Linked DNA regions of Homo sapiens: all the other regions are linked to region 7. The links are chromatin loops, found by intact Hi-C in ENCODE. Cell type or tissue: endothelial cell of umbilical vein. All regions are shown on one strand.

Evidence for each region. Hi-C counts contacts between places; a loop is a spot of excess contacts. Peaks named below come from ENCODE experiments on the same cell type or tissue, not always from the same donor. Only the 100,000 strongest peaks of a DNase experiment are listed, where the experiment ranks them.
Region 1: it touches region 7 in a loop (6-fold over the local background); 3 of 110 quality-filtered maps call a loop at or near these places.
Region 2: it touches region 7 in a loop (7-fold over the local background); 2 of 110 quality-filtered maps call a loop at or near these places.
Region 3: a loop joins it to region 7, with 5 times the contacts of the local background. A loop is called at or near these places in 7 of 110 quality-filtered maps.
Region 4: it touches region 7 in a loop (9-fold over the local background); 105 of 110 quality-filtered maps call a loop at or near these places.
Region 5: a loop joins it to region 7, with 4 times the contacts of the local background. A loop is called at or near these places in 2 of 110 quality-filtered maps.
Region 6: it touches region 7 in a loop (5-fold over the local background); 105 of 110 quality-filtered maps call a loop at or near these places.

What each region holds. Positions count from the first base shown.
Region 1 is chr6:151,042,797-151,046,796 of GRCh38, forward strand. The region is part of intron 26 of MTHFD1L (methylenetetrahydrofolate dehydrogenase (NADP+ dependent) 1 like); the gene reads left to right. Among named protein-coding and RNA genes, the nearest start is that of MIR12131, 58 kb to the right of the region's middle. In endothelial cell of umbilical vein, no CTCF peak of the experiment used is centred here; DNase peaks (open chromatin) are centred at 2,175 and 3,115; H3K27ac peaks cover 3,934 bases.
Region 2 is chr6:150,978,954-150,982,953 of GRCh38, forward strand. All of the region lies in intron 20 of MTHFD1L (methylenetetrahydrofolate dehydrogenase (NADP+ dependent) 1 like), which reads left to right. Among named protein-coding and RNA genes, the nearest start is that of MTHFD1L, 120 kb to the left of the region's middle. In endothelial cell of umbilical vein, no CTCF peak of the experiment used is centred here; a DNase peak (open chromatin) is centred at 2,358; H3K27ac peaks cover 2,654 bases.
Region 3 is chr6:151,057,977-151,061,976 of GRCh38, forward strand. All of the region lies in intron 26 of MTHFD1L (methylenetetrahydrofolate dehydrogenase (NADP+ dependent) 1 like), which reads left to right. Among named protein-coding and RNA genes, the nearest start is that of MIR12131, 43 kb to the right of the region's middle. RefSeq lists enhancers at 2,090-3,289, 3,537-3,706 and a cis regulatory region at 3,622. In endothelial cell of umbilical vein, no CTCF peak of the experiment used is centred here; DNase peaks (open chromatin) are centred at 1,785 and 2,335; H3K27ac peaks cover 4,000 bases.
Region 4 is chr6:151,012,354-151,016,353 of GRCh38, forward strand. MTHFD1L (methylenetetrahydrofolate dehydrogenase (NADP+ dependent) 1 like) reads left to right here. Exons shown (of 28, transcript NM_015440.5): 22 at 1,426-1,467; 23 at 2,527-2,627; 24 at 3,163-3,340. Among named protein-coding and RNA genes, the nearest start is that of MIR12131, 88 kb to the right of the region's middle. In endothelial cell of umbilical vein, a CTCF peak has its summit at 2,177 (motif pointing right); DNase peaks (open chromatin) are centred at 188 and 2,188; H3K27ac peaks cover 2,780 bases.
Region 5 is chr6:151,140,233-151,144,232 of GRCh38, forward strand. The region is part of intron 1 of LOC124901432 (a long non-coding RNA gene); the gene reads right to left. Among named protein-coding and RNA genes, the nearest start is that of MIR12131, 40 kb to the left of the region's middle. In endothelial cell of umbilical vein, no CTCF peak of the experiment used is centred here; a DNase peak (open chromatin) is centred at 1,649; H3K27ac peaks cover 934 bases.
Region 6 is chr6:151,002,710-151,006,709 of GRCh38, forward strand. All of the region lies in intron 20 of MTHFD1L (methylenetetrahydrofolate dehydrogenase (NADP+ dependent) 1 like), which reads left to right. Among named protein-coding and RNA genes, the nearest start is that of MIR12131, 98 kb to the right of the region's middle. In endothelial cell of umbilical vein, no CTCF peak of the experiment used is centred here; a DNase peak (open chromatin) is centred at 1,982; H3K27ac peaks cover 3,789 bases.
Region 7 is chr6:151,322,465-151,326,464 of GRCh38, forward strand. The region is part of intron 3 of AKAP12 (A-kinase anchoring protein 12); the gene reads left to right. Among named protein-coding and RNA genes, the nearest start is that of ZBTB2, 67 kb to the right of the region's middle. RefSeq lists a silencer at 1,855-2,055. In endothelial cell of umbilical vein, a CTCF peak has its summit at 1,962 (motif pointing left); DNase peaks (open chromatin) are centred at 1,887, 3,017 and 3,707; H3K4me3 peaks cover 1,403 bases; H3K27ac peaks cover 2,903 bases.

The DNA of each region.
Region 1 (4,000 bases), 280 kb before region 7:
TTATGAGTAGCTTTTTTTCTTCTCTTTTTCCATATAGATCAAATTACTACATTGGGCGTATATCACTTTTATAACATGAAAATACAGTAAATAGGGCGATGATAAACTGCAAGTGCTTGGGGAGAATGCTTAACTCAGGCCAGTTGCAAGAGAGTGAGAACACACACGCAGCCTGTGGGAGCGGGCTCCATGCCATCACCTGGCCGGTCCTGGCTGTGTTGCTGTGTTTTCGCACCTCAAAAGTTGGGACAGCAAAGAAAGGCCATAAGAGCTAGAACGTTTCCATAAGAAGTGTATTCAGTATGATTTGTCTAGCTCTGACTAATGTGTGCAAACCCCACATTCCACTAAGCAAATGCAAGATTGTTTTTCCCTGTTCATTTGTTCCTGGGCCCTTCTTGCTTACTGTGTTGGGAGTTGGAGAGGGGATAATTGACTTCTTTCTTCTCACAGTGTTTTCTCTTTTTTTTTTTTTTTTTTTTTTTTGAGACAGAGTATTGCTCTGTCGCCCAGGCTGGAGTGCAGTAGCATGATCTCGGCTCACTGCAACCTCCGCCTTCCAGGTTCAAGTGATACTCCTGCCTCAGCCTCCCAAGTAGCTGGGACTACAGGTATATGCCACCACATCTGGCTCATTTTTTGTATTTTTCAAAGAGACTGGGGTCTCACCATGTTGGCCAGGCTGGTCTCAAACTCCTGACCTCAAGTAAGCCACTGCGCCCGGCCATCTCTCACAGTGTTTTTTAAAACAACAATGCATTTTCATAACAGTTGGCCTGGAGAGGTGTCCGACCAAGTTGGAATTCATAGTAGAATCCATTGGAAGTTAATTTTTGATGTATTTGACTGTTTTCCATTGACTTCGCATTGAGGCAGTGAGAGAGACTTGAAGAACTTAGAATACGCACCCTTTTGTCACTGGCAAACATGGGACATAGAGGCGTGTCTTGACAGCAATTTGTGGCAACACTCTGGGCTGGAATCTAGGGGTTAGACAGCCTGGCCGGTTTTGTAAATTAGATAGCCAGGCCACCCTCAGAGTCAGTTTGAGGGTTGAGTGGGAAGCCTGAATAAAAAGAGAAGTTAAACTTTTAAGAAAAGGGTCAAGCTTTAAAACTGGAATTGGGTTTTCAAATTTAATGAGGAAAAAGAAACCCCAAAACTGGAATTGTAATTGTGGAGAAATACAACTGATAATATTTGGAATATCATCTACAAGGAATGAAACTATCCAGAAGCATTTAGATGGTAGTCAGTGCCATGTAGGGCACCTCTGGGGGCAGGGTGGCTCCTGGCACTGTGGAGAAAGACGACTGGTGCTTCCTTCTCCCAATCGGAGGAAAGGGATACACTGTGGAGGTCCCAGCAGCTTAGGGCCTGCCCCCCATGTGGTTATCTCTGTGCCGTTTCCTTCCCTCTGTCTTCCTGTAACTCCTTCACTTTGGCCCCTCTGCCCTTTCTGGGCAGAGGGTGACAGGAGGCACCGCATGGGTACATTCTTTTTTTTTTTTTTTCTTTTTTTTGAGACAGAGTCTCACTCTGTCACCTGGGCTGGAGTGCAGTGGCGCAATCTCGACTCACTGCAACCTCCATCTCCGGGTTTCAAGCGATTCTCCTGCCTCAGCCTCCCGAGTAGCTGGGATTACAGGTGGCCGCCACTACGCCCCGCTAGTTTTTTGTATTTTTAATAGAGATGGCATTTCACTATGTTGTTCAGGCTGGTCTCAAACTCCTGACCTCGTGATTCACCTGCCTCAGCCTCCCAAAGTGCTGGGATTACAGGAGTGAGCCACTGCGCCCGGCCAACTACATGCTTTTTTCCTCCTGTCGGGATTGGCCTGGGCTGTACCTATCTCATGGTGGAAACCTGCCCAGGGACCAGGCCCTAGAAGACCAGCAGTTTATTTAACTGGGTTGGCCTTTGTCCCCACTCCCTGTGACCCGGCCCTGCCACATCTTTACCCAGGTGCACCACTGACATCATCGCTTGGCTGGACTCTGGAAAGCAGGAAACTGCTGGAGCGTGTTTGGGGCATCAGTGATGTCACCCGCTACAAATGCTGGGTGGGGTTACTGGACTGAGGGCCATGAAAAAAGAAAGCTGCGGCCCCGGCCCGTGGACTCACTGCCATTCTGCTCTTTCTCACGTTTCAGTTCAGCTCGGTTTGTTTTCCGTCCCCCTCCCTCTACTGTAAAAGTATGTACTCAGTGTTTCGTTTCCTGCTGGATCTGATTCAGGTCAGTGATGAAGTTATTTGTGAACTCAGTGGGGAGGTGTTTCCTCCCCTTTGTACCGGCCCTACTTAGGGATGCACGGTTGGTTATACGCTTGCTTCACTCGGTTAGGCATGGAGGAGAATTCATTCAGCCCTCATAGGTTTAAATCAAATGCATGACCCTTCACATTTTCCAGAGATTTACGGCCAGTTACAATGAGACAATTAAACATTCACCCCCCCGCCAAGCTGCACTTGGAGATGTGTAAGCAGTAATGTAGTCATGCGCTCCCCATGATGTGAGAGCGTGCAGAACGCCACTCCCCCCAGCAGGTCCGCCAGGACCTCCGCAGGGAGCATCTTGCCTGCAAAATCACACATCCCTTTTTCCCCCTCTCTCCACTTTCCCTACTACTTTTCCACTCCCACACCCACAAATAAACAAAGAAACCTTGAGCTTATTTTACAAAAGTCTTTGAAATGGCCCTCGTCTCTCCAATGCTCCTGGGTCCTGGTTTGGCCCCATCTGTGCAATCTCTCTGATGAGTGTGAAATAAGCCAGGTTTGGCTCATGCTCTGCCGGTGAGCTTGCCCTCCCCATGAGCCTGTCCTCTCCATCTGGCCTCACTTTGTTTGTGTCCCTGTGTCCTTTGTCTCCCATCCTGGGATCCTGGTGGTTTCCTCCTCCCCTCCCAGCATGAGTCCTTTTCCCCAGGGTTCTTCCCTATCTCTACATCAGAATTTCCTGCTTTCTCCCAAATATGCATTTCCCTGGCCCAGGCATCCACTGCTTCCTCTCATCGTGAGGTCCCTGCCGCAGGCTGCTGATGGTATTGTGGCCGTGCCTTCCTCCACAACCCAGGGAAAGCTACGTGTGTGTCTGTCCCATAGGGAAGGAGTCATCCCTGTCTCCTCAGTGTGGTGTGTTCAGGAGGAAGGAAAGTAACCAGCGTCGTTCTCAATTTCCAGAAACTGTTTATCATATTGACAAGAAGAAGAAAGCTTTGTGACTCATGAGAATGATGTTTTCCTCTCTGGTACATAAGGTTATCTAGGTCCAATCCATTTGTGTAGAGGATCTTCTCTCCCCTAGTGTGATATGCACTTATTTTTAGCACAAGTATAAAACTACTTTAAATGAAATCAGCCTCAGCCAGGGAAATATGCTGAGTAATAATGTTGCCAGGTACTATACCACTGAGTTGAGTTTGTAATTCACTGCTATTAATCCCTGTGTATTAGTTCTGATTTTTTACTCTTTGCATACATAGAAAAATGGTGTTTCTCTTCAGAGTCAAGGAGGGAAAAAAAGAAAAGATAAAAGATGCTTATAACACTTTTGTGTCCACCCCTAAAATCAGCATATTGATCTATTATTTTTTCTAGGTATTGATGAGATGTTGACTCATATACTTTCATACAACTGGTAATATATATATATATATAATATGTGTGTGTGTATATATATATATATATATATATATATATATATATATATATATAGACTCATTTTTCTTCCACTTTCATCTACAGCCTACTTGTTTTCTTCCCCCCATTTTTCGTATGGATTCATAGCATAAATTGACAACAAAGATACATCTCAATTTAGAGCTTCCAAAAGGCACCCATAAAAGTATCTGGTGCTCATGGAATTGCTCTTTCTTCTATGTCTCTTAGTTACACTTTTCTCTTATTACACTTTTCTATCCCAGCCATGGCTAAGAGGCGTATAATCAGAAGCAGCTAAGCAATATATGCAAGGGAAATAAAATGAATGCAAACCA
Region 2 (4,000 bases), 340 kb before region 7:
TTTTAGCTGGGCGCAGTGGCTCACTCCTGTAATCCTAGCACTTTGGGAGGCCGAGGTGGGTGGATCACTTGAGGTCAGGAGTTCGAGACTAGCCTGACCAACATGGTGAAACCCTGTCTCTGCTGAAAATACAAAATTAGCCGAGCGTGGTTGTGGGCCCTGTAATCCCAGCTACTTGGGAGGGTGAGGCAGGAGAATCGCTTGAACCTGGGAGGCAGAGGCTGCAGTGAGCTGAGATTGTGCCATCGCACTCCAGCCTGGGCAACAAGAGCAAAACTCTGTCTCAAAAAAATAAGAAGAATTTTGGGTGAGCTGTCTACAGCAGATGGTCACAGTTACAGGAAGTACCAATATAACTATATTGTACCAATATATCGTAATGTGCGCCAACAGTGGTGGTCCTTTTTGGTCCTTTTTTTCTTTTCTGTGTTCTACTTTAACATTTCTTCCTCCCAAGTAGGTTACTGATTGAAGATGACCTTATCGAGTCCCACTGTTTCCTTGCTCTACCTCTCAACCTGTATTTTTGGGGGACAGTTTTTTAATTTTTTTATTTTCCTTTTTTGAGACGGAGTCTCACTCTGTCTCCTAGGCTTGAGTTCAGTGGCACGATCTTGGCTCACTGCAACCTCCGCCTCCCGGGTTCAAGCGATTCTACTGCCTTAGCCTCCCAAGTAGCTGGGATTACAGGCACGCACCACCATGCCCGGCTAGTTTTGTATTTTTAGTAGAGATGGAGTTTCTCCATGTTAGCCAGGCTAGTCTCAAATTCCTGACCTCAGGCGATCCACTCACCCCTGCCTCCCAAAGTGTAGAGATTATAGCTGTGCACCACTGCACCCAGCCTAGGGGACAGTTTTATAATCAGTCTTCTTGGCCTTCAGAGGACTCTGCTGGTGGCTATACCCAGCTAGTGGCTTGTTCTCTCTTTCCACTTTTATTGCCCTGAAATTCTAAATATTCCATCATTTTGGTAGAAGAAAACCAGACCAAACTAAACATTCTCATGATTTCATCCACCTTTAAAAAAAAAAAAAAATCTGACGTCAAGTGATCCTGCAGCTCTAAGCTGTAATTCTCCCAGACCTTGCCCTGTTTACATTATTTAAAAACACTGATCTCAGCCTGGGCTCCACTTTTGTTATTATGATGCTTCCAGGTTTTTTGTCTTTAGTAAATTTATTCATAATTAAATCAAGGTTGAGAAGTGCTGGCTTATTAGAGACTCTGGCTGAAGGTCATGTGCGAACTCAGGAAACTGCTAATCACAGGTCGTGTTTTTCAGCCCCTGTCTTCAGGAAGGCTTAACTCTAAGGGAGGGTTGTTTTGTGTCATCTCCAGAGCTCTCATTTCTCCTGTGTGGCTTGGTGCCGAAGCTCATTCGTCCCCTCGCTGTCTGTTCGGCCCTTGTCCTACCTCCCCTTTCTCTTTCCACGCTTTTGTGTAAAGTAGCCCTCTTTCAAGCTGCTCCTCTGTCCTTTGAAAACAAATGAAAAAGCAAAATGTTCTTCATATACACTAAACAGGAAAGTATGCAAAGTAATGTTACAAACACCCATGTTCCCACCACTCTGTTTCATCAAAATCTTAACATGTCGCTGTGTGTCCTTTAGTTTTTTTGTTTTTTTAAAGAGATACGTTTAGCTGGGCATGGTGGCGCATGCCTATAGTCCTAGCTACTTGGGAGTCTGAGGCAGGAGGATCAATTATGCCCAGCAGTTTAATTCTCCTGGGCAACAGAGTGAGACCCTGTCTCTAAAAAAAAAAAAAAAAGAAAGAAAGAAAAGAAAAGAGAGAAGAGAAGAAATCAGATATTAGAGACACAGTTGAAGTTCCCGTGGACCCTCCTGATCCCGTTCTTTTTTCTGCTTCTCTCCTGATTTGAGTGATTATCGTTTCCGGGTGTGTGTTTCTACTTTGACCACACACATATATGTACACTAGAGATCTGTAGCGGAGGTTCTCAGACTTTCTCTGCTCGTGACCATTAATGGCCCAGCAATTTTTTTCATGGTACCGCCCGGGCAAGAGAAATACCTAACATGTCCATTTATTAAATAGGTCCAAACAACTTAATGAGTATTTATGTCCTTACAACTAAGTGGCCACCTGAAAAAAAAATACATATGAATTCGAAGGAAAAAATAACATCATTTCATTTTTAAATTACCACCATATGTTATGAATGAGATGTGTGTCCTTGTCAGGCACCAGACAACTTCTGACCCTTTGTAACCAGTTGACACCCGCACCTCATTTCCTGTTCCACGTTGATTTTCACACGATTTTTGCATTTTGCTGCGGTACCTGCCAAAAACTTTGCTTTGCAAATATATGATGTCATGGAAAGGGATGTAGAGCACTATTGTTGAAGCAGTGAAAAACCTCACATGAGTAGTATTTGCAGTGTCCAACGGATGTCCTGTATTACCGCGTTTCCGTCAAAAATTTAAAATACCCCACGGTGCCTCTGAGTTTGCTGCAATGCCTCACGGCACCTCATTGCACATTAGAATCACAGATGTGCGGCTTTTCTTGGTATTTTTTATGTGTTTTCAAATTTTATATATTAATAGATATTAACTGACTGCATTGTTCTCTAATGAGGTCACTGCACTTTTTCTGTAAATGGCAAGATCATAAATAGTTTGGGTCACAGAGTCTCTGTCCCAAGTACTCAATTTAGAAAGCAGCCATAGGTAAAGCATGAATTCATAAACTAGTCCATGTTTAGGAATGAGTCTGGCTGTGTTCCAACAGATGTTATTATTGGTTCCTAACATTTGAATTTCATATAATTTTCACGTGTAATAATACTCTTCTGATATTGTTGGCAACATTTTAAAAGGTGGCCAGGCACAGTGGCTCATGCCTGTAATTCCACTGCTTTTGGAGGCCAAGGTGGGAGGATTGCTTGAGCCCAGGGGTTCAAGACCAGACTGGGCAACATAGCAAGATCCCATCTCTATAAAAAAAATTTTTAATTAGCCAGGTTTGGTGGCACATGCCTGTAGTTCCAGCTACTCGGGAGGCTGAGGTGGGAAGATCACTTGAGTCCAAAAGTTTAAGGCTGCAGCAAGCTATGATCACACCTAGCTACTTGGTAAGCTACTATGGACAACATGGTGAAACCCTGTCTTGAAAGAAAGAGAGAGAGAGAGGGAGAGGGGGAGAGAGAGAGATAATACTTTTTAAAAGAGAAAGAAAGAAAAGAAAGAAAGAGAACACTTTTTAAAAGGATAAATAATTTTTAAAAACTTAATAATTTAACATGTAAAAAAAAAAAGATGTAGACCATATACAAAACCCAGAGGCACCTGGATTTGTCCTGCTAGCCATACTGGCCAACCCCTGCTCTATAACTTGATATTTTTGTGCAACATAACAGTTTTGCATTTCTCTATGTCACTGTGATCCAAAAAGCCTCATTTTGCCTGCAGTTTAGCCTTCTGTGCGTGCATGTAGCACGTGCATTTGTGCATTATTTGTCAAGGGGCTTTCAGATTGCTTCCAGTGTTCTGCTGTTACAAATAATGCTACGGGGGACATTCTTGTCCATGTCTCTGAGATTTAGTCTAAAAGGTCTTCTAGGGACTATATACAGGAGTGAGATTTGGGGGGTTAAAAGTACGCTTAGCAACAACTTAATAGATAAAGCCAAATTGTTCTGCAACGTAATACCAATTTATATCACTACCAATTGTGTGTGTGAGATTTCTGACCTCTCCACGTTTGTCCTGACACTTCTTTTTTTTTTTTTTCTTGAGACAGAGTCTCTCTCTGTTGCCCAGGCTGGCGTGCAGTGGCATGATCTCAGCTCATTGCAACCTCCACCTCCCAGGTTCAAGCAATTCTCCTGCCTCAGCCTCCCAAGTAGCTGGGCTTACAGGTGCACACCATCACACGTGGCTAAGTTTTGTATTTTTAGTAGAGATGGGGTTTCGCCAAGTTGACCAGGTTGGTTTCAAACTCCTGACCTCAGGTGATCCACCCACCTTGG
Region 3 (4,000 bases), 260 kb before region 7:
ATATTGGCCAGACTGGTCTCAAACTCCTGACCGCACATTATCTGCCTGCCACCACCTCCCAAAGTGCTAGGATTTCAGGCATAAGCCACCATGCCCAGCTGGAGGCCTTATTTTTACTGCTATTCAGAGAACCTGTGGCTTATCCATGGAGGGCTTAAGCTTTGCCTTTTCTCTTGCTCATTTCCATACCTAGCAAGAGCTTAAGCTGGTTTATTGCACTGACATTCTAATGAAATATAAATAGCTTCTCAACAGAGAGATAAGAAAGAGGAGTATCTAGTACAGCAAGACCCTCTGGGTGGGTCAGGGCCAGCTGGGGCCGTGCCGGGGCTCTGAGTGGAGGAGGTGGCGTGGGAGCACTGATGCTCGGGCTCTGTCACATCCGTTTTTGGCATTTGTCCTGGCAAAGGCTGCATTTCTGATCTTTCAGAAAGCTGTGGGTACACTGTACAGAAATGTGTTTTGCTTGCTTTGAAGGATGACCTACTGGCTGACAGCCAGCCAGAATTAATTCCATATACATTTGCAGATTTTCAGTATGAGAGACGGCAATTAGCCTACAGAAACCCATTTAACCCCCGAGGTGGAGCTGTATGGTGAAGACTGTTATTTATGGGAGTCTGTGTAATTTGCCTCTGTGACAAGGGACAGCCATGGCTCAGGAGGGCCCACGCCACCCTCCTTTTCAAGGACTCCTGCCCCTGCCTGAGTGGCTTGGCCTGGCCTGGCCATGTGAGTCTTGTGGACACGTGCACATCAGTCAGGGACCCCTGTGGTATGGACCAAAGGGTTGTTTTTTACTGTTTTAACTTATTTAATAGCATCTCATCAGTATTACAGGCATGTGCCGCCACGCCAGGCTAATTTTTTTTGTATTTTTAATAGAGACGGGGTTTCACCATATTGGCCAGGCTGGTCTTGAACTCCTGACCTCAGGTGATCACCCCGTGTCAGCTTCCAAAGTGCTGGGAGTACAGGCGTGAGCCACCGCACCTGGCCCACAGAGCTTCTAAAGGAAATGTGTTGGTTTTTTAATCAAAGTTGAGGCAGTGCCTCAGTGAGGGGCAGGCTGGAGCAGTGGTAAGCGCGCTGAAGGAGTCGGGCTCTCTGGGCCCAAAGTCCTGCCCTGGCCACAGAGTGGCTCCCTTCCCCCTGAGGTGGGATGATGTTCTCCAGGGCCTTTTAGCTCCAGGCTGCTACAGTTCTAAACTGGTGGTGGTGGTGGTGGTGGTGGTGGTTGTGGTGGTTGTTTTAGATGCAGTCTCACTCTTTTCCCCAGGCTGGGATGCAGTGGCATGATCTCGGCTCACTGCAACCTTCGCCTCCTGGGTTCAAGCGATTTTCCTGCCTGCGCCACCACGCACAGCTAATTTTTGTATTAGTAGAGTTGGGGTTTTGCCATGTTGGCCAGGCTGCTCTCGAACTCCTGACCTCAGGTGATCCGCTCACCTCAGCCTCCCAAAGTGCTGGGATTACAGATACGAGCCACCGCACCTGGCCATGATTGTTGTTTTTATAAAATCAGAATATAAAATTTGAAAATGTTCTTTTTTGGTGAGAAATGAGAACTACCAAAGGAGTAAAATGCTCTAAAAGCCATCAGGTCCTTCCCACAGTATTGAGGCTCTGCTCTTACCATTTTGTTAAATAAGTTTTGTTCCTAACACTCTTTGTGATATGAAGTATTCTTGCTAATCAAGCTGCCCGGAGACTGGCGTTTCCCAGAGCAGTTTCGAAAGTGGAAATGATGCTGCATTTCCTACCCACAGTCTGGAGGGTGGCTGTGCTCTCTGCACGGTGGGTCTGTGCTGCTCAGTTACGGGATGGTAAGGGAAGGCTCTAACTCGGTGTCTTACACCATGCACTAGGGAGTCGCCCGCTTTATTTACGAGCGAGTTGATGCTTTCAGTGGGTTTTGGCTTTGCCTGGTTCCAGACTCAAGCCCTTCCTCTAATGTAGGGCGGGTACAAGAGAGACTTGAGCAAGGATATTGGGATTTAAGGGAAGGGCAGTGCAGGCCAAGGTCAGCAAGAGGACATCTCTAAGATGAACAGCACTGCATTTGTGGGAAGCAACCCTGCCATAAACAACTCAGTTAACGTTTACATAGTAAATAATTGCATTGCCTTGGGCTGGAATAGGGACGCCAGAAGGTATAGGACCATGTGGAATTCAGAAAAGGGAGCCCTGAAGAATGAGATTTTATTGTTCTTACCAGGAGAGTCCAGGTGCTAGAGTTCTCTCCTTGTAAGTGACTAACCTTCTCCCTTTTGGTACACAATCCTCAGATGAACGGAGATGATTCATTAGGCCATTCTAGCTTAATGGATGCATCACTGTGCAACCACGCAAATGCCTCATTTCTGATTCACTCATTTAATATTTATTGAGGAGTGCTGGGTACTAGGCCATTAGAAGAACAAACAACAACAACATAGGCCTGGACCTTGCACTTGCAGAGTTCACAGGCTAGAGAGGCACACAAGTTAAATATAGAGACAGCTGAAAGAGCTGACGTCTGGGACAGAGGGAGCCCCCTGCTCCAGGAGCCAGGGAGCAGATGCCATGGGGGGCTGGCAGGGATAGGGAAGTCAGGCCAGGAATGGGGTTACCTAAGCCGGATCATGAAGGACGAGAACAGACTCACCAGGGGTCGAGGGACAAGGAGGCAGCAAGTCCGCAGCATGAAGGCAGGAGAGAACATTGCTGTAAGCCTTTACCATGGCCACTGCATGGGGAGGAAACAGGAGATTTGGAATGAGCTGTGACACTGGGCAGGAAAGCAAGACCCAGGTCTTGTGAGGCCTTGAGCGTCAAGCTTAGGAGTCAGGACCTGGGGATTTTAAGTACAGCAATATCATAATTACATTCATGTTTCAGAGAGATCACTCAGGCAGCAGTCTGGAAGGTGGAGTGGAAAACGGAGAAATTAGTCATGAAGACCTATTTAGAAAGTAGTAGGCAAGAAATACCCAGGGCCTAACCTGAGGTGTAGGCAGGGGATGGGAATGAGAGCAATTACCGAACTAGAATGAACTAAACTCAATGAACAGGAGCGGGGAAGAGGGAATGCAGAAATGGCTCTCAGATTTCTGACTTGTTCGCTTAATGACTGGGGTTGTCATTTGTTTAGATAAGCAATAAAGAACCTAGAAACAATTTTAGGCGGAAGATAGTTGTGTTGGGAGCCCCTAAGACCATGATTTATTACAGCACAAGGATACAAAGCAAAATTAGCAAAAGGAAACAGCACGTGGGGTCAAGTCCAGGGGAGCTCAGGCGCAAGCTTCCAGAGTACTCTCCCCATAGAGTCACACAAGATACACTTAGTTCCTCCAGCATTGAACTATGACGACACCTGAAATATTGTCTGCAGAAGAGGCTCATTAGAGACTCAGTCCCCAAGGTTTTTATTGGGTAATGGTCACGTACCAAATTTCAGTCTCTCAGAACAAAAGCAAATGTTCAGCATAGACCATTTTGTTTGTGAAATTTAGGCACAGTGAGCCCCTCTTGTCAGTTAGAGGATAGTTGAAACCCTCCCACAATCCAAGTTCTCAGACTCAGGCCTGCTACATTATTTCTTTCCTACACAGTAGTGGATTTGGTTACTAACATGTTGGATCTGAAGCATTTGTTGTAATTTACAGTGAAGATGTCCACTGCACAGTTCCGTATTGAGTCTGAGGTTCACTGGAGACATCTGTGCTATCAATGAAAGTTTCTGGAGTCATTAGCCCCTCAAAGGGTCATTAAAACCAGGTCTTCTAGAGAGAAAGTCTAACCCTGTATTCCTTTAAACCACCATAGAGACCATCTAGTTCTTCACATTATAAAAATGAGAAAACTGAGTCCCCAGCGATGTGGCTTGGTTGCACATTTTTCTATTTCAAGTCTGTTACTCCTTCCATCATACCAGACTGCCTCACAAAATGACAAAGTCAGGCATTGTTCATAAAAGAACAAAATGGCATTTAGGTTATAAATCAGGCCCTTGTAA
Region 4 (4,000 bases), 310 kb before region 7:
ATGATTATTCATTTCTACTTCTGTTTTCTTTTTTCTTTTTTGCTACAAATACTGCGCTGGGATCGACTTCCTTTTGATCATTACACAAATAACCATGGCTGCCTCTTATGTTTATTCAGCTTGTTTTTTTTCCATAATTTGTACAGTGGAAAATCTTGTGGCCCTTGAATTTGCCCATTTTAAATTTGCCCTCAGTCATTTTAAACTCACATCCTGTCCCCCAGAGTGCTCGGCCATTCCCAGTGCAATCCAATAACTAATATTGTGCTATGCTTTGGGATCCACAGATTCTTTCACAATTAGATCTTTAAACTAACCATTGTATGAATCAGCATTCTTCACACATAGAACCAATAAGGATGTGTGTATATATAGAGAAAGATATTTATTGTAAGGAATTGGGTCACATGATTACAGAAGCTGGCAAGTCCAAAATCTGCACTGTGGGCTGGCAAGCTGAAGACCCAGGAGAGGCAGTGGTGCTAATGCAGTCTGAAGGCAGCAGTCTGCTGGAGAATTCTCCTGCTCTCAGGGGAGGCCAGTCTTTTTGTTGTACTCAAAAAGGCCTTTGACTGGTCAGTTGAGACCCACCCACATTATGTAGGACAACTTGCCTACTCAGAGGCTGCTGATTTCCATATCAATTTCATCATAGACACCCTCACAGAAACACGCAAAATAATGTTTGAACAAATACTGGACACCCTATGGCCCCAGCAAAGTTGACACATAAGATTAACCACAAGGCCAGGCACAGTGTTTCACCCTGTAATGCCAGCACTTTGAGAGGCCGAGGTGGGAGGACTGCTTGAGCCCAAGAGTTCGAGACCAGCCTGGGGAAGATAGCAAGACCTCGTCTCTACAAAATAATAAAAAATTATCTGGGTGTGGTGGTACACACCTGTATTCCTAGCTACTGGGGAGGCTGAGGCAGGAGGATCACTTGAGCCCAGGAGTTTGAGACCGCAGTGAGCTGTGATTGTGCCACTGCCCTCCAGCCTGGACAACAGAACTTTATGGCAATTACCGTAAAATGATTTCGAATGGTGATGTACTCTGTATAAATCAAGTATTAAACATATTATTAGTTTTATGTTCTAATTTGAACCAATGTTTGAGAAGTTTCATACTGTTCCATTGGCTCAAATTAGAATCATCCAGGGAGATTTTAAACATTACTGATCCCAGGTTCCCCTCCCAGAACTTCTGCTTTCATTGGTCTGGGTGGAGCCCAGGGATCAGTGTTTTCTAAAAGCTTCCCGCAGGAGTTTAGGTTTAGCCAGTGCTGCCAGCTACTGTTTTAAAAGCACAAAACATAGAGGTACATTTCTAAAAATTGAATGTGATTATGTTGTTCTTTCTTTCAGATCGGTTGTGTAAGCATTTTTATAGGATTATTCTTCATGTTTTCTCTCCTTATTTCAGGTAACGGCTGGTGTTCCTCTTAAGAAAGAATATACAGAGGAGGTAAGAGGAGCTGTTTAGATGCTTATGTGAAGAATCTCTTAAATCCAGTGACTCGTTGGCTTTCAGTGAATGAGCCCTCCTTCAGTGGCCTCTTAGAAAAGTGCTGTTCTGTCCGGGCGCAGTGACTCACACCTGTAATTTCAGCACTTTGGGAGGCCAAGGCGACCGGATCACATGAGGCCAGGAGTTCAAGACCAGCCAGGCAAAACCCATGGCCAACATGGCAAAACCTCATCTCTACTAAAAATACAAAAATTAGCTGGGCATGGTGGCTCACGCCTGTAGTCCCAGCATGAGAATCGCTTGAACCTGGGAGGCAGAGGTTGCAGTGAGCTGCGATCGCACCACTGTACTCCAGCCTGGACGACAGAGTGAGACTCTGTCTCAAAAAAAAGAAAAGAAAAGTGCCGTTCTAAGAATCCGAGAGGAAATGGATGGGATGAAAGGATAAAATTCATTCAGTTAACTCTTAAATATCAAGAAAAGATGGATATAGGCTTTGTCTACTATTGTGTACTCCCAGGGTAGCCATCAGAGCAGGAACTCAAGGTCTCCAGGTCAGAAACAAATATGAAGCTTACACTTCTGTATTCTTTTGTCATGGAAGGTCTATATACAGTTGGCTTTATGATTTACAGGAGTGGCTTACTCTTTTCTGTAAATAGACTTTGATTTGCTGGCAGCAGTACCTCTTAGCTCCTACAGGTGGCGCCAGGGATCTGAGCCAGGAATACCTGGTCAGAGCTCCTCACCCACCTGGGGCCTTGTGCCTGTCAGGCCTCAACCTGCAGAGCATGGGCGCATTGCATAGACCCTGCAGCCTGTCCTCAGCAGGGTGAGCTGCCAGGCTTCAGACCCACCCATATGCCATTGGATCCAGAATCATTTTAGAAATTATTTTGAAGACGAACCTCTTTATTCTTGCAGCCATCTTTCTTGGAGGAAAAAGTGAAAAAAGATGTAGCAAATCCTGCCAGAGAGGTGCTGGCAGTTTAGCTTGGCAGGTTTGGTGGGAGACAATACACAGGGGTCTGGGTTTTGCTTTTTTCTTTTTTACAGAACATCCAGCTGGTGGCAGACGGCTGCTGTAACCTCCAGAAGCAAATTCAGATCACTCAGCTCTTTGGGGTTCCCGTTGTGGTGGCTCTGAATGTCTTCAAGTAAGTCCAGCCTCCTCCTTTAAATGTGGGCATTATCACTAGGCCACCCTGTGAACGATATTTGTGTCTTGGGGTATTTGGTCTTTCTGTGCTTCATCTAAAAGTATACAGAAATACCCAGTTCTTTCTGTTTGTTTATTTGGTTTGGTTTCATTTTAGCAAATGTGTTCTCACAATGTTATTAAGGAAGTGAAATTTATATATAGTGAGTTACTATCTCCTTGGCTTTTTTTTTTTTTTTTTTTTTTAATTCTACCCAGCATTTTTGTCTGAAACAAACTGTGAATGATCAAAGGGATATGTTATGGAATTTTCTTGATAACACCCTTAACGACTTGAAATATTTGAGTCACTTTAGAGAGGACTTTTTTTTTCCATGCTTTAAGTCTGATTTATTTAAACACGATGTGACCACTTTTGATGTTTAAAATGTATTCAGTGTTAGGGAGCGAAGTTCTGTATAAATGGTGAGTCTTTCTTTGAAAACATAGCTAAATGGATACAGATGCAAAACCACAAACATTTTCTTCACTAGGACCGACACCCGCGCTGAGATTGACTTGGTGTGTGAGCTTGCAAAGCGGGCTGGTGCCTTTGATGCAGTCCCCTGCTATCACTGGTCCGTTGGTGGAAAAGGATCGGTGGACTTGGCTCGGGCTGTGAGAGAGGCTGCGAGTAAAAGAAGCCGATTCCAGTTCCTGTATGATGTTCAGGTAAGATCTAGTAAAAACAATGGCTCACATTTCTTACACCTTAGCATGGGTTGTCCCATTCTGTTGTCACCACAACCCTACAGATAAGAAAACTAAAGATAGAAGAGTTTAGGCCCGGTGCAGTGGCTCACGCCTGTAATCCCAACACTTTGGGAGGCTAGGGCGGGCAGATCACTTGAGGTCAGGAGTTCGAGACCAGCCTGGCCAACATAGAGAAACCCCATCTCTACTAAAAATACAAAAATTAGGTGGGCATGGTGGCGTGCACCTATAGTCCCAGCTACTCGGGAGGCTGAGGTGGGAGAATTGCTTGAACCCAGGAGGTGGAGGCTGCAGTGAGCCAAGATCGAGATCACACCACTGCACTCCAGCCTGGGCGACAGAGTGAGACCCTGTCTCAAACAAACAAACAAAAAGGTAGAAGAGTTTAAGCCATATGACAAAGTCACATTTCCAAGTACAGACCCTAGCTCCTTGTCCCAAAGCCTGTGCTTTTGAAGACTCCCAAATCGCAGTCCTAAGTGAGGAGGTACTTTAGCGAACAGGATTTGACAGCTGACGCTTTCAGGAGTTGCACAGGAACAAGAGCAATTTCGTGAGGATTGGGAAACCATGGGAGGTATTTTCCTTGTTCATTTCTCTTTTTTTTTTTTGAGACAG
Region 5 (4,000 bases), 180 kb before region 7:
AAACAGGTGGATGCACGGTCCTTTTCACACTGACCATTGCTACTTGCGGGCAGGGAGACCAGGGAGGAGCCCAGGGCAAGGGAGGCCCCCACACCTAGGAGATTTTTGAAGTCAGAAACACACCCTAAAGATGCTCATGGCCTCTCATCTGCCTTTCTCCACCAGCCCTCACGTTGTACTTGGTGAATACGCTGCTCCGACTTTAAAGTTTCTTCCTAATAAGAGAGATCTAGGTTTAATTAAACCCAAGTAATAGAAAACAAGGGCATTTGGGCACATTCGGCTCACACAACAGGATTCCCTACTTAGCCTGTCCACTAAAGGGAGTTTCTACTGTCAAAGTTATTATTGCCCTCTGTGTGAAAGAAGAAATGTGTACAAAGCACTATGAGTTAATTAATAATTGTTGATTGACAGTGATTGGCATGTAATATTGGTGCCCCAAAAGAAATTTTAAAAACAGGTTTCTTTAATCTTTGAAAAATGCCACGTGAAGAGGGTCTTCATTCTCGGTGTTACTCTCCCCACCATGCCAGCTCCCCCTATATTCCTGTTGATTTGAGGGATTGTTCTTAACAGAAATAAGTTGATTTATTCCTGTTGATTACAGGGATTCCTGTAATCCCTGATGTATTCCTATTGGTTTTGTCCCAAGTTCAGTGCCAAAATTGCTCTGGTTGGGAGAAAACTTGAAAATGGCCATTATCCAAACCTAAAGCTGTTCCCAGCTGGTCCTAAGGCTACAGATGTTTCTCTACAACAGCCCAAATCACAGAGACAGGGGATTGGCCTACACACGGTGCTTCAGAGGCTCCCCTGAAGCCGACCCAAGGGGAGTCTACTCTACATGCTTGGGACCCTGCAGGAACCAGATAAAGATGTAGTCTTTGGACCATCGCATCTAGTGGCAGTAATATTTATTGAGCACTTACTATGTGCCGGGCACAGTTACTCATTTAATACTCACATGATCCCCAAGGAAGAAGTTACCATCATCATCCCCATATTATAGATGCAAAAACTGAAGCCCAGAAAGATTAAGTCACTTGTGAAAAATATGGCAGGGCCCAGACTTGCTGCCAGGCAGGCAGGCAGCAGAGGCGGCATGCTTAGCTGCAAGGCTATGTTGCTTTTGTCCAACTCTTGCCTTTTTTGCTGTTGTAGCCATTTTTGTTTTGCCAACATACAAAAAGAGTTTAATACATGAAAGTTATCTAAAGCCATTCAGTCTCTTCTTTCCCTCTAGAAGCCAAAGCTGGAGAGATTCCAATCACGGCATCACTGCGCATAGACATTCTCCTTTTAAATGCAAACACCTTTGATAAGAGTAACTCAGGCCTGAAAAGAGAGCTCCCAGAGGACCAGGACCTTCTTTATCTGCATGCCCAGGACTAAGCAGGGTATCGGGTAGTGGGTGCTCAGTAAGTATTTCTTGAATGAACCTTGGTGAGTATTTAATGGTTTCATGTACCTTGTTTTATGAGAACAAACTTTTGTTGAGTGATTGCTTTAGCCTCCTAGTCTGTTAGGCTCTAAATATAGCAAAGAATGTAATCTAGTTCCTGTCCTAAAGGAGCTTCCGGCCTACTGGGAGAAGAAAGAGACTAGTAAGCAAATAATTACAGAAAAATAAAGCCACAGTGGGTGTGTATAGCATTGCCCTATGGGAACACGGGGCAGGACAGCCTAAGACAATCTGGGCGTGTGCGTGGGAGGATTAAAGGAATTTCCAGTAGTGCGGGGAGGCTGGAATCTACAGTAGTCCCAGGAATGGCCCCAGGAGGAGTGCCTTCAGTGGAGGCTGGGAAGGGAAGGAGGCCAGATCACAGAGGGTTTGTATACAGACAGGGTCCAGGTGGGCCAGGCCACGCCCTACATTTTGGCATAGCTATTAATAGTCTCCCATTACTCACTAGAGCATCCCAATCAATTATGCAGACATCCTATTTATATTTATGTAATATGTACCATATATATACATATATATATGTATATATATATAGACTAAGGACTTGAACTTCATCCAACCACTTGCATTGCAAATGTAGAGGAATGTTAAGATAATAAGATAGGCCAGGCGCGGTGGTTCATGCCTGTAATCCCAGCACTTTGGGAGGCCGAGGCCGGTGGATCACGAGGTCAGGAGATTGAGACCATTCTGGCTAACATGGTGAAACACCATCTCTACTAAAAATACAAAAAATTAGCCGGGTGTGGTGGCGGGCGCCTGTAGTCCCAGCTACTCGGGAGGCTGAGGCAGGAGAATGGTGTGAACCCGGGAGGCGGAGCTGCAGTGAGCCAAGATCCTGCCACTGCACTCCAGCCTGGGCGATAAAACGAGACTCCATCTCAGAAAAAAAAAAGATGATAAGATCAATAGAATGTAGATTTGACCTGGGAAGAGGAGGAATAATCAGAGTCCAGTTGTGCACATATGTAACTGCCCACACCCGGCTTCAGGGGTTCTGCGTCAGAATCACTTGGGGTTTCATAAAATGGACAGTCACCCTAACTCAGTCAGACTCTCTAGAGGAGAAGCTGCGGAAACTGTAGGGTTAACAAGCCACCCAGATCATTTTCATGCGCTCCAAAGTATGGAAACCACAGACTGAAACATCACCAAGCTAACAGGTGCCTGAATGAGGTAGGAGGAGGGGGGCATAGCAGCTCTGCTCCAATGCTGTGTCTGCTGAGGGACAGGCCCGCAGGCCCCACAGAGTCTGCTCTGAGTATCCAGGGGCAGAGGAGGACATCTGCTCCTGGGAGTGGGGAGAGAAAATAAAGTAAGAACTATAACTAATCACCAGGCCAGGCAAGGTGGCTCATGCCTGTAATGCCAGCACTTTGGGAGGGCGAGGTGGGTGGATTGCTTGAGGCCAGGAGTTCAAGACCAACCGGGCCAACATGGTGAAACCCTGTCTCTACGAAAAATACAAAAATTAGCTGGGCATGATGGTGTGTGCCTTTAGTCCCAGCTACATAGGAGGCTGAGGCAGGAGAATCCCTTGAACCGAGGAGATGGAGGTTGCAGTGAGCCATGATTGTGCCACTGCACTCCAGCCTGGGCAACAGAGTGAGACACTGTCCCCCCTCCAAAAAAACGAAACAAAAAACCACACACACACAAAAACTAATCACCACCTTCATAAAAGCATCCAGGGCTGCCCTCATATTCAAGGCTTGTGCAGAGATAGAGAAAGAACAGGCAGTAGAGGAAAGGACGGCAGGAAGAAGGAGCCAGCAAAGCCAGGACTCTGCTGGGAACAGAGGGCATTGGGCTGTGGGGCAGGAAGTTAAAATCCAGGAGTGTCCTACCCGTGCAGGATGTCCCATCACATTCTTTTCGTAAAGGGCCCCCTGCGTCCTGTGCAGGCTGTGAATTGACATCAGCCCCTGCCTGACCTCCACCCCCAGCAAGCTTGCAGCCAAGCTGCAAACAGAATTCATGTCTCCTGATTCCTAAAGGTTCATTCTGAAAAAAGAAGGAAATAAAGAGAGAGAAAAAGAAAGAGAAAGAAAGAGAGAGGGGCTGGATGTGGTGGCTCATGCCTGTAATCCCAGCACTTTGGGAAGCTGAGGTGGGCAGATTGCTTGAGCCAAGTAGGTCAAGGCTGCAGTGAGCCGTAATCGTGCCACCGTACTCCAGTCTGGGTGACAGATTGAGATCCTGTCTCAAAAAAAAGAAAAGGAAAGACAGAAGAAAGGAAGAAAACAGAGAAAGAGAGGGAAAAATAGAGAGAGAAGAGAGTAGAAAAGATAGAAAGAAAAGGAAGGAAGGAAAAGAAAAAGGAAGAAAGAAAGAGAGAAAGAAAAAAGGACCAAACTTAGAACTGTTGTGAGTTTGGGCAGGAAAGAGAAGGCCAGCTGAGTCACCGTCATCAAGCAACGACACTTGGAACATCTCCTGGCATCAGGGTTTTCAGGAAAGGGCCCATTTTCTAACCTACCAGCGAGCACAAGGAAGATACCTGTTGGCAGGTAGCTTTCATGTACACTGACA
Region 6 (4,000 bases), 320 kb before region 7:
GTGCACAGGGTTACAACGATTAGCATAATGATCTTGCACAATCTTTCTGCCTAGCATGTAGTGCATTCGTAATATTCTCAGAGGAGGCGTCTAGAAAGCGCCAGGCTCCTTCCTCCTGCGTGAGCCACTGCAAGCTGTCGGCGCCTCAGTGCTATGGAGACCTTGGGTGGATTATTCCTTGTTGGCGGGGGGAGGGTCCCAGCTGTCCTGTGCATTATAGGATATTTAGCAGCATCCTTGCTAGATGCCATTTACAACAATCAAAAATGTCTCCAGGCATTGCTAAGTGTCCAGGTGGGGAGCGGAATAGGCAGAACCGCCTCCAGTCGAGAAGGGCTGAACTGTACTTAGGATTTGTGATTCTGCAGAAATGGGTTCTGTGAATGCACTAAAGCATGAGAACATCCAAAAATCAGTGTGGCACAGAACTGAATTCAAATTTACCTGGATCCAGGTAAATAAGCACAATTTTGAAAGTACCAAACAGAATTCAAGAAAAACAACAACAACAACAAAAAACACATTAAAAACAGAAAAGTTGGCCGGGCGCCGTGGCTCACGCCTGTAATCCCAACACTTTGGGAGGCCGAGGTGGGCGGATCACCTGAGGTCAGAAGTTCGAGACCAGCCCGACCAACATGGTGAAACCCTGACTCTACAAAAAATACAAAAATTAGCCGAGCGTGGTGGTGGGTGCCTGTAGTCCCACCTACTCGGGAGGCTGAGGCAGGAGAATCGCTCGAACCTGGAGGGCGGAGGTTGCAGTAAGCCGAGATCGCACCATTGCATTCCAGCCTGGGCAAAAAGAGTGAAACTCCATATCCAAAAAAAAAGGGGGGAAAGGTCAGAAAGACGTTCTTTTTCACTAGGTGATGAATTAATCTTTCCCATCTTTGTCATGTTAAAAATGTGCCTGTGGCTGTTTCTCCACTAAATGAAGACACTGGCACACAGATGATTGTGTGTAAACACTAGGCAAGACACTAGGCACAATCGTAGGGGTTCAGTAATTATTGAATGAGAAGAAAGAAAGGTTGTTCTTGAATTCTGTGATGTGAGTGTTTAATGATGTTTTTGAGGAGAATGCCATATGTAGCAGACAGAACCCTGGGCTGGGCATCAGAGGGACCGGGGGCACCACACTGGGCTTTGTGTCATTATCTCCAGAAAGTAACTGGCCTGGTGCACAGGAGAAAGTTAGAGTACATTGTCCATACAGTTCCCACATAGCTGTAGGGTTTTATGAACCCATATTTTAAAGGGCCTTCTAATGAAGTGAGGATGTTAATGCTTTTTTTTAAAAAAAAAAAAAAAAAAAGAGAGAGAGAGATTGGTGATTACTTTAAAATCTGAGTCCTGGCCAGGACTCACGCCTGTAATCCCAGCACTTTGGGAGGCTGAGACGGGCAGATCATTTGAGGTCAGGAGTTCGAGACCAGCCTGGCCAACATGGTGAAATCCTGTCTCTACTAAATACAAAAATCACGCTCCTGTAATCCCAGTTACTTGGGAGGCTGAGGCAGAAGAATCACTTGAACGTGGGAGGCGGAGGTTGCAGTGAGCCAAGATCACACCACTGCACTCCAGCCTGGGCAACAGAATGAGACTCCATCTCAAAACAAACAAAAAAATCCAAGTCCTAATTATCGCTGCAGCTTTCTTTAATGTGTGCAGTAAGGTGGGGACATACAGAATAACTTAAGATGTAGAAATCGTCTCTCCCTCCCTGAAGAATATCATGGATACTACATTTGCCTGCCAGGAATGTTGTGTTGTTCTGGTGTTCTCGTTTCTGCCGTTATCATTGTTTCTGCTTAATTTTTACAACACAACTCTGGCCGCACCCGTGGATGATCATGGAAAGGCAGCTGCCTGGCTTTCCAGAATTGTTTTGACTCTCCATCTGAACCCAGAGCTCTGTTTCCTGTACAGGTTGCTAGCAGTATTTACCCAAATTGTCCCTTCCCAACTCAGACCCACTGACCCTTCCTTTCTCAGCTGATTACGGGTTTAAGTTTGAATCAAACCATGCTATAGAATCACTATCTAGCAGCTTCTGTGCTTGCACAATAAGAGTATTAGTCAGCGTTTCCTGTTTTCATTCATATTGTAAGTTGAATAGCTGTAACAAAAGGGAAAGAGATTGCCAAGACAAATAATTCTTATGGCTTGTGCAAACAATTTATTACAAGCCTTATTAAATATGCAGCTTTCAGAAGTCTACGTGATATGCCTTTCAGCAAAGCTAAATCCTACTATGTGGACTTGCTTCATGACTTAAGAACAAGTCTATATTGAATTTAACATTAAATAATTATTTGGCCTGTATCTCTTTTAAGCTTTGTTAAGAACTGCAAATATGATAAGGGAATAAATTGCTCATTTCAAGTCACTAAGAAAACCTAACCTATAGGTTATATATGTTGGCAGTTCCCAAGAAGTACCTAGGAAATGGAACCTTCCTATAAGAGTGGTTTGTCCCCTTCTCACGAGATGGGTCTTCATATCAAGGCCCCCTAAGGCACAGATACACAGCACTCCACAGTGTCCAAGTTCGTAGTAATTGGTGGCACCTTATTAAAGTAGTTTTTACTTTCATAATTACTGATTACACATCAGCATACCTTTTCCATGTTCTGTTTCCTTGGCAGCCTGATATTTGAATACAAACGACATAAAAGTGATTACATGCAGCATTTCAGGACAGTTTTCAAACTGAGAGAATTTGGCACTTTCTTTTATTTTCTTCCCATTCTTCGTCTATTTCCTTTGCATTTGGAAGCCAAACTCCTCGAACCTTTACTTCTGCATGTTGTTTTCGTCCCCTAGCTAGAGTTCTCTTTATTACTACTTTTTTGTTTCCAATTGGTCTCTTTTTAAAAATAAAACATGGTGAAACCCCATCAATACAAAAATTAGCCGGGCATGATGGCGGGTGCCTGTGATCCCAGCTACTCGGGAGACTGAGGTGGGAGAATCAATTGAACCCAGGAGACGGAGGTTGCAGTGAGCTGTGATCGTGCCATTGCACTCCAGCCTGGGCGACAAGAGTGAAACTCCGTTTCAAAAATAAATGAATAAGTAAATTAAAATATGAAATTAAGCTTAGCTAGCCTGTGTAGATGTTTTAGATGGTCATATCTTTATCGGATATGACATTTATGCCTTTCAGTAAAACCATTGTAGTATTGTAAGAAAAAAAGGGAAGTATGATAGGGAGGACTAAGAACATATTTGTACTTCTATGTAATGCTATTTTATGTGTCTATTTCCATTGAAGTGTGGCCTTGACATCACTGGCTCCCAAGTCCCATCCTGTTTTTTCATTGACCTGCTTGTGCCAGGTACTGCGTTAGGAAGTGGAGCTACCAGATGAATAAGGCGTGGTCCCGCCCTCCATGTGGGAGACGGCACGTCAGTGTACTTAGGATGCTGCATGTGGTGACAGATGAGGGCCCTGCAAGGGAGCACACCACAGGGCCGGGAGGGTGGGATGGGCGGGAGGAGTAGCCAACTTTGCCCGAAAGCATCAGGACAAGCTTCCAGGAAATGGCACATCCAAGCTGAGTCTTGGACAGCGGGTTAAAGAGGCAGAGAGGGGAGAGAGGAATGTTCCACATGGGAAAAGAGGTCTGGAGGTGACAACAAGTAACATAGAGTATGTGGGCTGTGCCGGAAGCTTGATATTACAGAGGCACGAAGTCTGAGGCAGGGAGTGTGAAGGAAGATGAAGGTAGGGGAAGGAAGTTTACACAAGGGTGGCCTTGACTTTTATATTAAGGCACTTTAGGGAAGCAGGAACCACTGAAGACAGGAGAACATGGTGACTACACGGGCGCATTGAAGGGGGGAGGAGCTAGGTTTTTGAAGGGAATTTGAGCTTGCAATTTTTCAAGGGCATTCAATGGTTATAAATGAAACTTTTCATTAATATATTTGTGTCCAAGTGTTTTTAGATGTGCTTTTCTGCTACTCTCTTTTTATTTGGTTTGGAGATAGA
Region 7 (4,000 bases):
CCCCCAACTCCCGGACCTCCCTAAGTAAACTCCGAACCTCATAGCTGTGAGGAACCCACTCATGATTGCCCAAATGTCCTGCTCTTGGCATCTCTGCCTCTGCCCATGCTCGTCTGTCCCTATGGACCGCCTTCCTTTGTGCCCCAGGTAGGGAGTGTCCCCTCATCCCTTCAGAGACCAGCTCCAAGGCTACCTCAGAGGTGAGCCAAACTAGAGCTGCCCACTCCCGCCACTGGGCGTGTCCACCACCCACTCCCGCCACTGGGCGTGTCCACCACCCACTCCTGCCACTGGGTGTGTGCACCATCCATGACTGAGCTCCCGAGGCCAGGGATAGTATCTCATTTAGATCCCTGGGTGTTTTGCGTAATAAATATGGAGCAACAACTTGGTAAATATTTGTTGAGTGAACCATTCTGATTTGGGAAAACACGTTTTCTATCATCCATCTATGTATTATACAGCAAAATGTTTCCTATAATTCTTGCTTTGGGTGGTGATGTCTTCCTCTAAAAATCCTAATTTAACAAAAACAGAGAATGGAAATGATAAAAGAAAGTCTCCTGCATTGGACAGTGACCTTAGGTCTCATCTTTACTCCTGCTTTTATCCTAATTGATGACTTTTCTTTGTAAATGCAGACACACAGAGGCTCGCTGGGCAGCTGGGCCGTGCACCCTGTCCTTGATCATTCTTAGAGGTAGAGATCAAAGGAGACCCATTGGCTGAGAGAGTCTACAACTTGCCACATGATCTATTGCTCTGCCTTGTGATTTTAATTGCCTCTTTAAGAATATCAAATCAGGCCGGACGCAGTGGCTCATGCCTGTAGTCCCAGCGCTTTGGGAGGCCGAGGCGGGTGGATCACCTGAGGTCAGGAGTTCAAGACCAGCCTGGCCAACACGGTGAAACCCCGTCTCCACTAAAAATACAAAAATTAGCCGAGCATGGTGGCATGCGCCTGTAATCCCAGCTACTTTTGGGAGGCTGAGGCAGGAGAATCACTTGAACCCGGGGGTCAGAGGTTGCAATGAGCCGAGATCGCGTCATTGCACCCCAGCCTGGGTGACAAGAGCGAGACTCCATCTCAAAAAAAAAAAAAATCAAATCAGATGTGTTAGCGTCTTCATGAATGTCATAAAAAGAAATGTTTCAGTGCCAAAACTGAACAGCAGTACAGTGACCTTTGAAAATGTTGTTTAGGGTATTAAATGTGTAACTAGTGACATTTTGTGTGTTTTTCTTTTTCTTCCTATCCAGCTCAGTGGAATAGCTGTTGCTTGTCCCAGTGTTAGAATTTGGACTGATAGAAAGGAGAGGAGCTGGAGATTCATTCTGCTCTGCAAGGGCAGACTCGATTTCAGAAGTGGCACCAGATGATAGCCTTGTGTTGTCCCCAACCACTGGTGCTGAGAAATGATGCAGAACCAAGCCCTCAGATCCCAGATCACCCACGGCTCCTGGGACATCTCTGGGGAAGGGACTTATTAATGTAGACCCTGATGCAACATCCCAAGTCGTCTTTATCCATGATTTGCACAGCCAGGACACTCTGGGGCTGGGATTGGGAGGAGAGGAATGGCCAAGTTGCCCTGCCCCCTTGGCTCTGTGGACTCCAGAAGGATGGTCAGTACCAGCAGCATTTCACACACACCAGCCTCATTATTAAAATTGGAGCAATTTGTGAAATAGAGTTGAGACTTCTCTAGAGAAAAAAGGTTGGGAAGCAGCTCAGTGGCTGGGTCTGGGAGTCAGCTTCCAGGCAATATCTCACTGAGTCAGGACAAGGCCCATCATTCCCTGTTCCCGCCAGGCCGGGTATTTGCCAGGATGTGAAACGGAAGCCAGGCTTTTGGAGAGGCTGAAGCTGATTTTTGTAACAAGGTCTGGTTACCAGCAAGGAAGCGGTTTTCACGTTGCTCACTCTGGGCCCGAGTGTGGTGCATCGCGCCCCCTGGTGCCCAAAAAGTGCAACTACGTGCCATGCCAGCCAGCTCTCCTGGACTTCCATTTTTCCCTGATTCTCCTGTTCCTCGCCCACCCTTCTCTTTGCTGTGCCCACTGTGGTCTACGCCGAGGCTCCCCTCCCTCCTCCCTGCCCCAAGCAATAATGAACAAGATCTTCATTCTCTGAAGAGAAGTGCAATAGTAAAACTTTCCTTTTTGTTTGTGTAGGGGAAGAGCTGGTGTTAATGGGTCAGGCAGGCAAGGCATGAAGTGATAAATAGGGAAAGGATGAAAGAAGGGAACAAACCCAGGGGACCTAACGGACCCACCCTAACAAAAAATTGGAGTACAAAAAAAGTGTATTAAAATTGTGAGACCACACCAACTCATTCGTCACTCGTGTCTTTACAAAGAACAAACCTGAAGCTTCAATGAGAAAGAATTGAAGTATTCTAGGGCTGCCTGAAATCTTCTGAACTTTTAACATAGGCTTTGATTTCCGAGTTGTGTGCTTGCATGTTAGAGATATGATAGTGTCTAAAAATTGGAACATGGCATAGTTTGATCTAAAAAGTTAGCTAACTTCTGCCATTTAGAAAAAGACCCCATGCTCAAGTCTGCTTTTGAAAAGTTGCCTTGGTCAAGTGTTGAAGACAGCACTTGTTAGAAGGAACAAGTTCACTTCTGAGAGCCCTTCTCAAAGAGTTTAGGAAACAGCACTACTGAGAGTTGCCAGTCTTCAGAGCAGTGCAACGTGTGTGTATGCGTAAGACACAGATGGTGAAAATATCAAATGCTACAGATGCCAAGAAGGGAGGTGTTGGCACCACACCAACCTTTAAACAAACATAAGGATGCAGAATGCAGTCTTTAAAATGGAGGGAGAATTTACTGTCTGTGTGGCTATTTCCTTGAAATGACTTAAAAAGCTGAGATACAGAAGTATTAGTAAATCGGTGCCAGGAATGAAGTAACCGTTTAGATCCAATGCGCCGGCTCCAGCATCGAACTCATGCCCAGCACCCTTTAAACCCTCCCGGGACTCTGCAGAACCCGCTGACCACTCACAGAGCCCAGCTCGGGGGAGGGCTTTAAGGTGAAGCACGTGACCCCCTGCTTGTGCGGCCCGGGCGGGGAAGTTTGCGCTCCCGAAGTCCTGGAGCTCAGCAAGGGAGGGGCCAGCGCCAGCCCGCGTGTGGGTGGCTGGGTGGGGGCGTGGGTGGGGGTCCGCCTATAATTATCTGGGGAAATGCATCCGCGCTCTGCTTTTCGCTGCGGCAGCTCCGAGGGCACCTCCGGTTCTCCCCCATCCTCCGGGAGTGTCTGGGCGCTCAGTCCGCTCTGATCCCGCCGAAACCACCTGCGGTTGGCAGGCAGGAGACTAGGCGTCTGCCGGGGAGGGCAGGGACCCGCTAAGCTGATCTCCTGTACAGTAGTGCTACTTAAAATATGCTGGGGACCATCACCATCACAGGTAAGGCACAAGCCAGGTCGCTTTTGTCCTCCCTGGACGGCAGGCACGGGGCACGAAAAGGGGCTTTCTTCCGTTGAATGAGCGTTTGGTGGGGAGCCCGGGAGGTCAGTGGCGGGACCGTTATTGGCATTTATTTCTCTCCGTGTACTGAGTTTTTCTTCAGAAGAACATTCTCCCTTGGGCTCAGCAAGAATCAGACAACCTCAGTGTTTCATTTTTGGCTGAGCTGGAATCTTCTTGACTGTGCCTATGGGAGACCTTTAGTATATTTTGTTCGGGGTTGTACCCTTCCCCTTAGGGAGAGAGGGATGTGGAGAGGAACAACAGCAGCCGACTGAATAGAAATATGTCAGATTTGTGTGAATTTGAAAATAAGCTGTGAAAGCTTAATCTCTTGCCGTAGTCATAGACAGAATACATTCCTCTTCTGGGCAAATTACAAGTGTTTGCATTTTGACTTGTTTACTAGGAACTTTGAATAAAGGTACACTTGGTGGTTTAGGGGACTAACATTTAAGCTCTGCTTTAAGTGGTGGTTTTAATAAAGCCATAGTTATTATAAAATCGGTGGCTAGGAAG